Regions from separate parts of the Homo sapiens genome. Here region 1 is linked to region 2. Evidence: read pairs that join two places in POLR2A ChIA-PET (ENCODE). Cell type or tissue: GM12878. All regions are shown on one strand. Region 1 overlaps ABCD3 (ATP binding cassette subfamily D member 3). Region 2 overlaps ABCD3 (ATP binding cassette subfamily D member 3).

Evidence for each region. ChIA-PET counts read pairs that join two places held together with the same protein. Peaks named below come from ENCODE experiments on the same cell type or tissue, not always from the same donor. Only the 100,000 strongest peaks of a DNase experiment are listed, where the experiment ranks them.
Region 1: POLR2A ChIA-PET joins it to region 2 with 11 read pairs; 2 of 35 experiments call an interaction of 5 or more read pairs at or near these places.

The regions. Positions count from the first base shown.
Region 1 is chr1:94,515,878-94,520,877 of GRCh38, forward strand. It overlaps ABCD3 (ATP binding cassette subfamily D member 3), which reads left to right. Exons shown (of 23, transcript NM_002858.4): 23 at 1,175-2,786. The coding sequence ends at 1,252. Among named protein-coding and RNA genes, the nearest start is that of F3, 23 kb to the right of the region's middle. In GM12878, no CTCF peak of the experiment used is centred here; no DNase peak of the experiment used is centred here.
Region 2 is chr1:94,424,039-94,429,038 of GRCh38, forward strand. All of the region lies in intron 1 of ABCD3 (ATP binding cassette subfamily D member 3), which reads left to right. Among named protein-coding and RNA genes, the nearest start is that of ABCD3, 8.2 kb to the left of the region's middle. In GM12878, no CTCF peak of the experiment used is centred here; no DNase peak of the experiment used is centred here; H3K4me3 peaks cover 916 bases; H3K27ac peaks cover 296 bases.

The DNA of each region.
Region 1 (5,000 bases), 92 kb after region 2:
TTTCCCCCTTCCCTCTTTCCTTTCTTCTCTTCTTTCCTTCTTTTCCTTCCTAAATGATATAGAAATTTTAGGTAAAAGCAAGGATTTGAGAAAAATTGGAATAATGGTAAAGGTGCCTTGTTCCACAAAATACATACCTGATTAAGGACCTTTTTTTGCCAGATACTGAGCTAAGTGTCATGAGGGATGCAAATTAATTACAGTTTTTACCTTCAAGAACTTTAGGATGTAGATGATAGTCTACAAGTGATAAAATGAAGAGCATAGGATTTGAAGTCAGAGAGCCTGGGTTCAGGCACCAAAGTTTCTAGCCTCAGTTGCTTCCTTTGTATAATGAAGTTATTGAGCCTTACCTTCCTATCTCTTAGATTACCATGAAAATTAGACAGGTAGCCTATATGAAAGTACTTAATAAAATTCAGTGAAATTCTATATAACTGTGTGACTTTTAAAGATAGCTTTTATTATTTTATGGCATATTATAACTTGTCAATTTTTCATGAACTGAGCAGGAAATTGAATAACTAGAAATCAAAGGCATTTAAAATATAGCCAAGCCTTTATGTTTTCTCGGAAGTTCATAAGTATTATAGCCATAGGACATTGAGAGGAATTGAGAGCATTTGGGTTTCACCCTTCCTCTTCTTTTGGAGGTATAGACAAGTAGCAAAATAATCATCACGCCAGTGATCATGTGAAGGAGGGGAACACAACTAGAATGTGAGGGGCCAGGATAGCTAAGAAATAGTAATACAGAAAATGGAAACTCAGAAAGCTTTCTGAAAATAAGCCACTAAATAAAAACAGAAGGCTTTGTAACTGCTGTTGTGTCTTCAGAGGTTAGGATATATCGGCAGTTTTTATAGCTCTTTTTCCCCTCTACTAAATTAAAAACAAATAAAAAGCCTTAAGCTGGAGATTTCAAGCTGATTAGGAAATCAGGCTACAGGAAACAATACTGACTGACCTATGGAACAGTCTTGCATTTAGCACAGTTTAACCTACTGGTAGCTGAGATCCTTGGTCATGGAGTTACGGAAGCATTCTGATTTGTGGGATGCTTATAGATTTAGCTCCCTTAAAATAATGAGGAAGTCTGTATTTTACTTTTCATAAAAGACAGTACTATATTCACTCTTAGTTACTGACTTTTTTTCCCCCTTCTTTCCCATAGTACTACCTGCATATGGATGGCAGAGGCAACTATGAATTCAAACAGATAACAGAAGATACAGTTGAGTTTGGCTCTTAGAGAAATCTGGAGAACTATACCTGCTTCAGTGAAATAATTACAGAATATACTTAGAAAGGCAAAGTACATTGTAAAATAAAGTTGAGCTTAGTTTTTTTTAAAAAAAAAAACAAAGCAACAAATTAACTAGATACAGAATAATGGAGAACAAGTTGTTAAAACATTTAATATTATATAGGATATTGCTAATTGTGTATATGTTGGTTTAATTAATAATATGTACTAAGAATGTCCTTATTCTTGTGGTTAAAAACCTGCCTAAATTAAATTGGGCTTCAATCACTGTAACCTGATTCATCCTGGGATGTAAACCATTCGAAGTCAGCTAATTGGACTTTTATGGCTCTATCTTTTCCTTCAGTGAAGAACCCTATTTAAAACTGGGTCATCATTTGTCCTGTTCTAGCAAGATAGTCTTCAGTTTCATTTTCCTGTGCCCTGTGGTAGTTGGAAACAAATCATAATGTATTATTTAAATGTTTAACATCATTGCATAACAGCGTTTATTATACAGTGGCAGATTTCTTTAGCTGCCACAGTAATACTCATTCCTTGTGTGTGTCTTGGAGTGCATTTGACTCCAGGAAAAGCCATTTTGGTTTTCCTTAACTAAATGATAAATGTACCCCTCTCAGTCTGCAGTATTGAGTTGTTTAAAGTATATGTGCAGTCTTGCTTACAAGGAGGGGTTACCATGTATCACACCTAATCTTCCCAATGTTTGGGATATTAAAACACAAAGTCCTTAACATGCCAGGCTCAAGGTCTTATAAGAGTTCTAGATTTTTAAGAGAATTAGACAAATTTGTGTGTGTTAGAAGCCCATTCATTAGAAGTGTGGTGGTTATTTGGTATTAAACTCCAAATGAGCCATAGGAAGGCACTACATGAAATAATGCACTGAGTATGCAATGCTATCACTGTCTTTGACTGTGATTTTATGTTTAAAAAGTATGTTCTAAAATTATTATATATACATGGGTGAATTATGTTTCCGAGGCACTGTTTTATCTCTGTGAATCTTGAATAACTTTTTTATATTTGGGTTATGATGTCAAACGATCCTAAGCGAAGATGATTTCAGTTCATCAAATCATCATTAATGACTTTATGTATTATTTGCACAGGGAGAATTGAAACTGAGTATAATCAATAAGCTAGATACGAAATCAGTTTCTCAAACTGAGCTTCAGAAAGGGGCATTTTGTACTCTTGTTTTTGCATAACTGGTTTTGTTTTTTTGCAGAATTAACTATAACAATCACTGGCTACCGAAGTAAACTGATGTACTGAATTCCATAATACATAACATTCAATTTTTACCACTTCTGTTTAGCGAACTTGTATACTTATTTTCTGTTCAGATTAAAAAAAAAAAAAAAAAACTCAGATATCCTATACAACCTTTGCTTGTTCTTTTTATTCTGGTATCTAAATACTGAGAAGTTCATTTATAATTCAGCCTTGACTTGAAAACATAGATAGTTTAATCTTGACTTGAAAAACACAAAAATAAATTCAGAAAATGCTTTTAGCACAGTGTCTCTTTTTTAAAGTTTTGCCAAGTGTGGTTTTTAATTGAATGAATTTCTCTTTTAGAAAAGTTCAGTAAAATCTGTGTACCTGACAAATGCTACCAAACAGCCAGGAGACCTTAAAAGATACTATTCGTCTTGGAAAAGATTTTAAGGCATGGGAAAGTTTCAGATTTTCAGATTTCTGGGTTACCTTAAACCTACTCGTAGAAGTATTCTCCTAGCTGCCTTATAATTGCTTTTGTTATGATTCTTGCCATCAAAACAACAACAACAACAATTTGGGCTTTTTTTCTTAATTATTTTCTTTTTTATGTAACAAATATTACAGTGCCTCACCATTTGAGGCACAGAGGAAGATCCTTCTGGAGAATCACATTAACATAATAGTGGTTCTTCGAAGACCCACAGTAAAGAAATCCATTGGTTCAAAAACATGATTGACCACGGAACATCTTTTTCTACATAATTCCTATTAACACCTTCCAGAAACTGCAGTGGGAAATGGTAGTTTAATCCGAAGAATAAACCAAAGAATAAGAACTTTCATCCATGAGCACCACGCTGCATGCCAAGACATATCACCGTGTTCTCATAATAAGTTTTTACTTTTTATATAATGAGAAAATAAGTATGAAACAGCAATGGTAGTTTGTTTTGCATTAATAGAATAAAATATATCTAGCATTTGTCTCTTTCTCCCCTTTCTGAATGATTAACATTTGGCTTAAAACCGGTGATATGATAGCATCTGGCATTACTTTATGTAAAGTTTTAACTTTTAAATTTGGTGTTTAAAATCATAATTTGTGCTGAGAAGCAGAATGAATTTTCTTCTAACAGATGGACTTTGACATTGTTAGCTGCAGGAAGCTGTCTCTTTTTTTTTAAACCTACATTAGTGATTTTTCCTTTGTGAAGAATTGGAATGTTCTGACCATTTCCATATACATAACATATGCATGTCACTTTAAGAAAGTGCCAAAAAAACTGAAAAGCAATCCCCTCCAAACCTTAGGAGCAACGATTTTAAACTCTTCTAGTTGGTGTAATTGCATTTCATTTTTTTAAACAATATGCCTTTATAGCCATTTCTTGATTTATCAATTTTAGACATTCCCTACCACCTTTGTTTCTGCCACATCCCCTCATGTAGTTAAATCATTTTTTAAATTTGTAAACATTTTATTGTAGTATATGTACAAAAACATTGATAAATTTATAAGAAAGCATACACACTGGTAACCACACCCAAACACCAAATGAAATAGAACATTGTTACAGCACTAAAGGCTCCTTCTTGTTCTCTTCCAATTATTAGCTCCTGACTTCTATCACATAAATTGGTTTTGCCTGTTTCTGGACTTTATATATATTAGATACCCTTCTGTGTATGGCTTCTTTCCCTCAGTATTGTGAGGCTGATTGATCCATGGTAAGTGTGACCATAATTCCTTCACTTTCATTGCTGTATAATGGTTAATTGCAGACCATCCCTGACTTAACAGAGGGTTCACCTTACAAGTTTTCAGCTTTATGATGGGTTTACCTGGATGTTAAATGCATTTTTTGACTTAACGTATTTTTGACTTACTGTGAGTTTATTGCGATGCAGCTCCATTGTAAGACCAGCAGCATCTCTATATTGAATAGGCTATGTATTCCTCTTCCCATTGATGGGCATTGGGTTGTTTTCTGTTTGGAGCTGTTAGGAACACTTCATAGAAACACTCTTATGCATGTCTTTGGGTGCACATGTGTGTGCATTTCTGGAGTGGAATGTGTTCAGCTTTGGCACTGCCAAAGTTGTTCAGTTTTTACACTGCCACCATAAGTGTGTAAGAATTCTGGTCTTCTTAGTCCTTGCAAAGATTTGGTATTCCCAGTGTTCTTTTTTTAATTTTTATTTTTACTTAATGTATCTTCAGCCATCATTGTGGTTTCATTTTGCATTTCCCTGATGACTAATGAGGTTGAACTCATTTAATGTTTATTGGCTATCTAGATGTCCTCTTTTTTGAGGTGCCTATTTAGTCTCTGGGCCCTCTTTTAAATAATGTTCTATTCCAGATATTCTATATTCTGGATATGAATCTTTTATTAGATAACTATTCTAATATCAGACAAATTAGACTTTAAGACAGTGAGCATTTCTGGAAATAAAGAGGGACATTTCGTAATGATAAAGGTCAGTCAAGCAGTGTAACATTTCT
Region 2 (5,000 bases):
CCGTTTGGATCCTCAAAATAAAAAAGAGATGCTTAAGCAACCTTGGATGGAAAAAAAAGCATTGAAGAATTTGCCAGCCAAAGTAGCTGTGTACTGAACCCAACTGAGGCAGATCAGGCCCAGAGCAGTGTTCTGAGAACTGTGTAGCTGTCTGTGGTCTGCTAGGGGGAACTGAGTACAGGTTGTTTAATTAATTATATGTCCCAGTTACTGGCACATTCACATCCTTGGGTAGGCATTCTATTTCAAGGCTTTTGCTCTTGCTGTTTCCCCTGCCTGAAGTGCTCTTTCCTCAGATACTCACATTGCTTACTCTCCCCACTCTTTCAGTCTTTTTTCAGACATCCTTTTAGTGAGACCTTCTATTGCCATTCGATTTATTTTTATTTATTTATTTATTTTGAGACGGGGTCTCACTCTCTCACCCATGCTGGAGTGTAATGGCACCATCTTGGATCATTGCAACCTTTGCCACCCAGGCTCAAACAGTCCTCCTACCTCAGCCTCCCAAGTAGCTAGGACTACAGCCACACGTCACCACACCTGGCTAATATTTTTTGTAGAGACAAGGTCACGTTATGTTGCCCAGGCTGGTCTCGAACTCCTAGGCTCAAGCGATTCTCCCACCTCAGACTCCCAAAGTGCTGGGATTACAGGCAAGAGCCACTGTGCCTGGCCCCTGCCACTCAAAATAGCATCCTGTCTACCTTCCAGACTTTACTTTTCTCCTTAGCACTTATCACTATAAAATATGCTATATATTTTACATATTTATCTTGTCTGTTGTATATGTTTGCAGTATATACATACTGCTAGCATTTAAGTTCCACAAAGGCAAGAATTTTTGTCTATTTTATTCACAGTTATAGCCCCAGTGGCTAGAACTGTGGCTGGAATATATAGTAGACACTCATATTTGTTTGACTCTACAACAACAAATGAGATTCTCATTTTTTGGGGGCTGTGGTTACTATTGTTTTAAATAACACATTCTTTTTGCTACAAATGTAAATGTTGTCTTTAGTATATTTATGAGCTCTTTAGGAGCTGGACCACTTATACCCCCTATATGTACAGGTAAAGCAAGTCTCAGAAACTTAAAAAAATGCTATCATCACCTGCTTTTGACAGTTTAATAGAGTGTAAACATTAAAGACAATTTAAGAAAATTAAAAATCATCCATAATGTTATAACCATAATACAAATATTGTTTTATTTTTGTTTCCTTTTATTCTGTATTTATGTGCATTTTTACAGTTATAACGTACATGTTTTGTTATTTTCATTTAAAGCATACCTCTTTCCTATATTTCCCTGTACATGACCTTCATAACTATACTTTTAAAGAAATACGTAAATATTCCTCTGTGTGACAATATCTTAGTTTATTTTCCTGTTAGCTATTGAGGATCTAGACTGTCTCTGGAATTTTTATGGATTATACTGGTGTATTTTTGCAAGTGAACATTTTCATCTCTGCTGAATAACTTCCTTGGAATAAATTGCCAGAAGTAGGATTAATGAATGGAGGCTTATGAATTTCCTTAGTGTTTGTGGAAACTGTGGGCATTCTTAAACTACACAGGTTGATGTATTACTTTTCATGAGTTGTGCCAATTTGCAGTACTATGAATGAATGCTGACTTAATTACCTACTCATCATTAGGGGATATTTAAATTTTTTTCTACTTTACGGATGCAAAATAGTCTTGAAAGATTATTTTAATTTGCACGTATTTTATAATTTGCAAAAATGAACATTTTTTTGTGCAGCTACTTGATCTTTATTATGGAGGTAGTTTGGCATAGTGTTAAAGAATAGTCTTTAGAGTCAGATGTAGGTTCAATTTTTCCTTTGGCCGTTTGTCAGATCTGTGACCTTGGTCAATTTACTTAACCTCTTTGAACCTCAGTAGAACAGGGATAGTAGTATTTACTCACTCACTCAGCAGTTAAGTGAGGATTAATGGAGAAAACGTTTTAACCCAGTGCTCAGTAAATAAAAGGTAGCTCTCATTTCTATGCTTGCTAAAAGAAAACTAAAAGGACAACAAAACATACCTTTGTTAGCTTCTTAAAAACTCCCGAGCCTTCCTAATTTCCTCAGATACACCCATGAAAATCTCCCAAAGGAAGCCTTTTTCAATTGATAGAATCATTTACTTTCAGAGTTGGAAAGTATCTTAAGTTAGTTTTATGTGACATGGTTTTAGGTTTCTGTATTTTTTCAGTTGCTGCTTCCTGAATATGACAGTCTTTATTTCTCCACCTTTTAAAGAGGCATTGCTAAATGGAATTCGGCATTCAAAGTGTCTTCTCACTGGCACACTAGCAGAGAACTGTGACCTACCTTGTCCTAAGCTTTCATTAAAGATCCTAAGATGTTAAGCTTTCATTAAAATAGCATGAAGTTACATTCATTTTTATGACTCTCAAATATTTTTCACTTGTATTTAGCTTTCACAATGGTTTTCCCTTCTTTCCCCCTCCTCACCTTGATGTGTTTGATTTTTTTTTTTTTGAGATGGAGTCCTGCTCTGTCACCCAGGCTGGAGTGCAGTGGTGCAATTTTGGCTTACCGCAACCTCCGACTCCCGGGTTCAAGTGATTATCTTGCCTCACCCTCCCGAGTAGCTGGGATTACAGGCACCCGCCACCACACCCAGCTAATTTTTTTGTATTTTTAGGAGAAATGGGGTTTCGCCATGTTGGCCAGGCTGGTCTTGAACTCCTGACCTCAGGTGATCTGCCTACCTCGGCCTCCCAAAGTGCTGGGATTACAGGTGAGAGCTACCGCGCCCAGCCTGAATTTTTTTTTTTTTTTTTTTTTTTAAACCTGGGTGCAGGTCTTTATACTTATTTTTGGTTGGGCACATTACTTCTTCCCTCTGAAACTTTTTGATCTGCACAATTAATTACTATTCCTTCTGTATGTTTTCCTAACAAACTTAAAAAACTGATTGGACAGGACTGAGTATAGAACAGTATGTTTACACCACTATAATCTTTCTATTAATTGACACCCTTTGGTTATTGTATTGGCTCTCATTTTTAACTTACCAGCATCTTTTCACACATTTCCTTCTGGTAGTAGACCTGGCATTCTGACAGTATCCATAACCTGATGCATACTGGGCCAGAGTCCTCTTTTGGGATGTTTCTGCTGGAGCTGGTGTGGGGAAGGGTCTTTCTTTCCTGTCACAGAGGTGTGAAGGTAGACCCTAGAACTGTATTAGCCTTGGTCTCTTACATGGAAAGGGCAGAAACCCTGATTTTGTTTATCATCAAATGCTTTGTAGCATAGTGAACAAAATTTACAAAAATTTCGTGGTCCCTTTCAAAGAAAAGAATGACCTTAGTCTGACATAGTTTTTTGGTGAATTCATATTTTCTCCTAAAAGTTACCACTTCCTTCTAAGTACCCATGCCATACTGCCCATTTAGATAAGTAAGTTGTAACTTTTTTCCTAGGATCAACATCACACTCATCCATGACCTGATGAATATCACCTTCTAATCTGTTTCAATGTAATATGAACTTGAATTATGAAGGAGAAAGATAGGATCTTCCTACATTTTCTTTGGAATTTTATCTGCTAAATTAAGTAAAATTTTACGGGAAATGGTATTTCACTATGTTGACCAGGCTAGTCTCGAATTTCTGGTCTCCAAGCGATCGCCTGCCTTGTTCTCCCAAAAGTATCAGGATTACAGGCATGAGCCACTGTGCTCGACCCTATTAGTTCTTTTGGAAAGATTTTTATGTAACTGTTGTTTAAAATGGCATTTATATTATTTCTACATAAAATTAGGCATCAGGCCCTTGCTTAAAAACATGGCTTTCATCATAACATTCTTTTTAAGAGTAAGTCACTTTTGTTTTAGGCATCTCTGTCAAGAATATAGCCTTCTATAAAGTTAAGGATAAAATTCTTTGGATAACTGCTATTTATGTAATACAGTGGAACTATTATAAATATTAAGATGGTTTGAAGCCTTCTTAGGTAAAATAGGAGTATGCTAAAAGGTGTTTTGTTTTTTTTTTTATTTTTTATTTTTTTGCCACAAGATTGAGAAATGGAAAAGTGTTTTTTTAAACACACCTTTCTTATCAGTTTGCTAGATTAGCAGGCCCGAGTGAATGCAGTTAAGTTAATAAAGTATAAAATTGAAAATAAAGCTCATCAAAGCATAATCAGCTAGTTTGATATCTGTAAATAGATGTAGCCGTCTCACCACTATAATGGTACTATAATAATTGACATAAAAGTGGATTATATGATTTACTCTATGCTTAAATTATTTGGACTTTAATATTTTATTAATACATTTATTGGCATTAAAAAGCACTGTGTAGAATGAGGCAACTGCTCTAGGTAAATAATAATTTAGTCAACATGTTATGTTTATAATGTATCATTGCATGTCACTATTTTAAAAATATTTATACAGCTTCTTAAATGTATGAAGTAAGCAATGTGAGACATAGTACGATATGGTTTGGCTGTGTTGTAGGAGGGACTGGTGGGAGGTAATTGAATCATGGGGGCAGGTCTTTCCCATGCTGTTCTCGTGATAGTGAACGGTTTTTTAAAGAGGAGTTCTCCTGTACAAGCTCTTTTTGCCTGCCGCCATCCACATAAGATGTGACTTGCTCCTCTTTGCCTTCCACCAGCATTGTGAGGCCTCCTCAGCCATGTGGAACTGTGAGTCCAATTGAACCTTTTTTTTTTGTAAAGTGCCCAGTCTCGGGTATGTCTTTATCAGCAGGATGAAAACAGACTAATACAGCAAATTAGTACAAGTAGAGTGGGGCATTGCTCAAAAGATACCTGAAAATGTGGAAGTGACTTTGAAACTGGGTAACAGGCAGAGGTTGGAACAATTTGGATGGCTCAGAAGAAGATAGGAAAATGTGGGAAATTTGGAACTCCCTAGAGACTTGCTGAATGGCTTTGACAAAAATGCTGATAGTGATATGAGCAATAAGGTCCAGGCT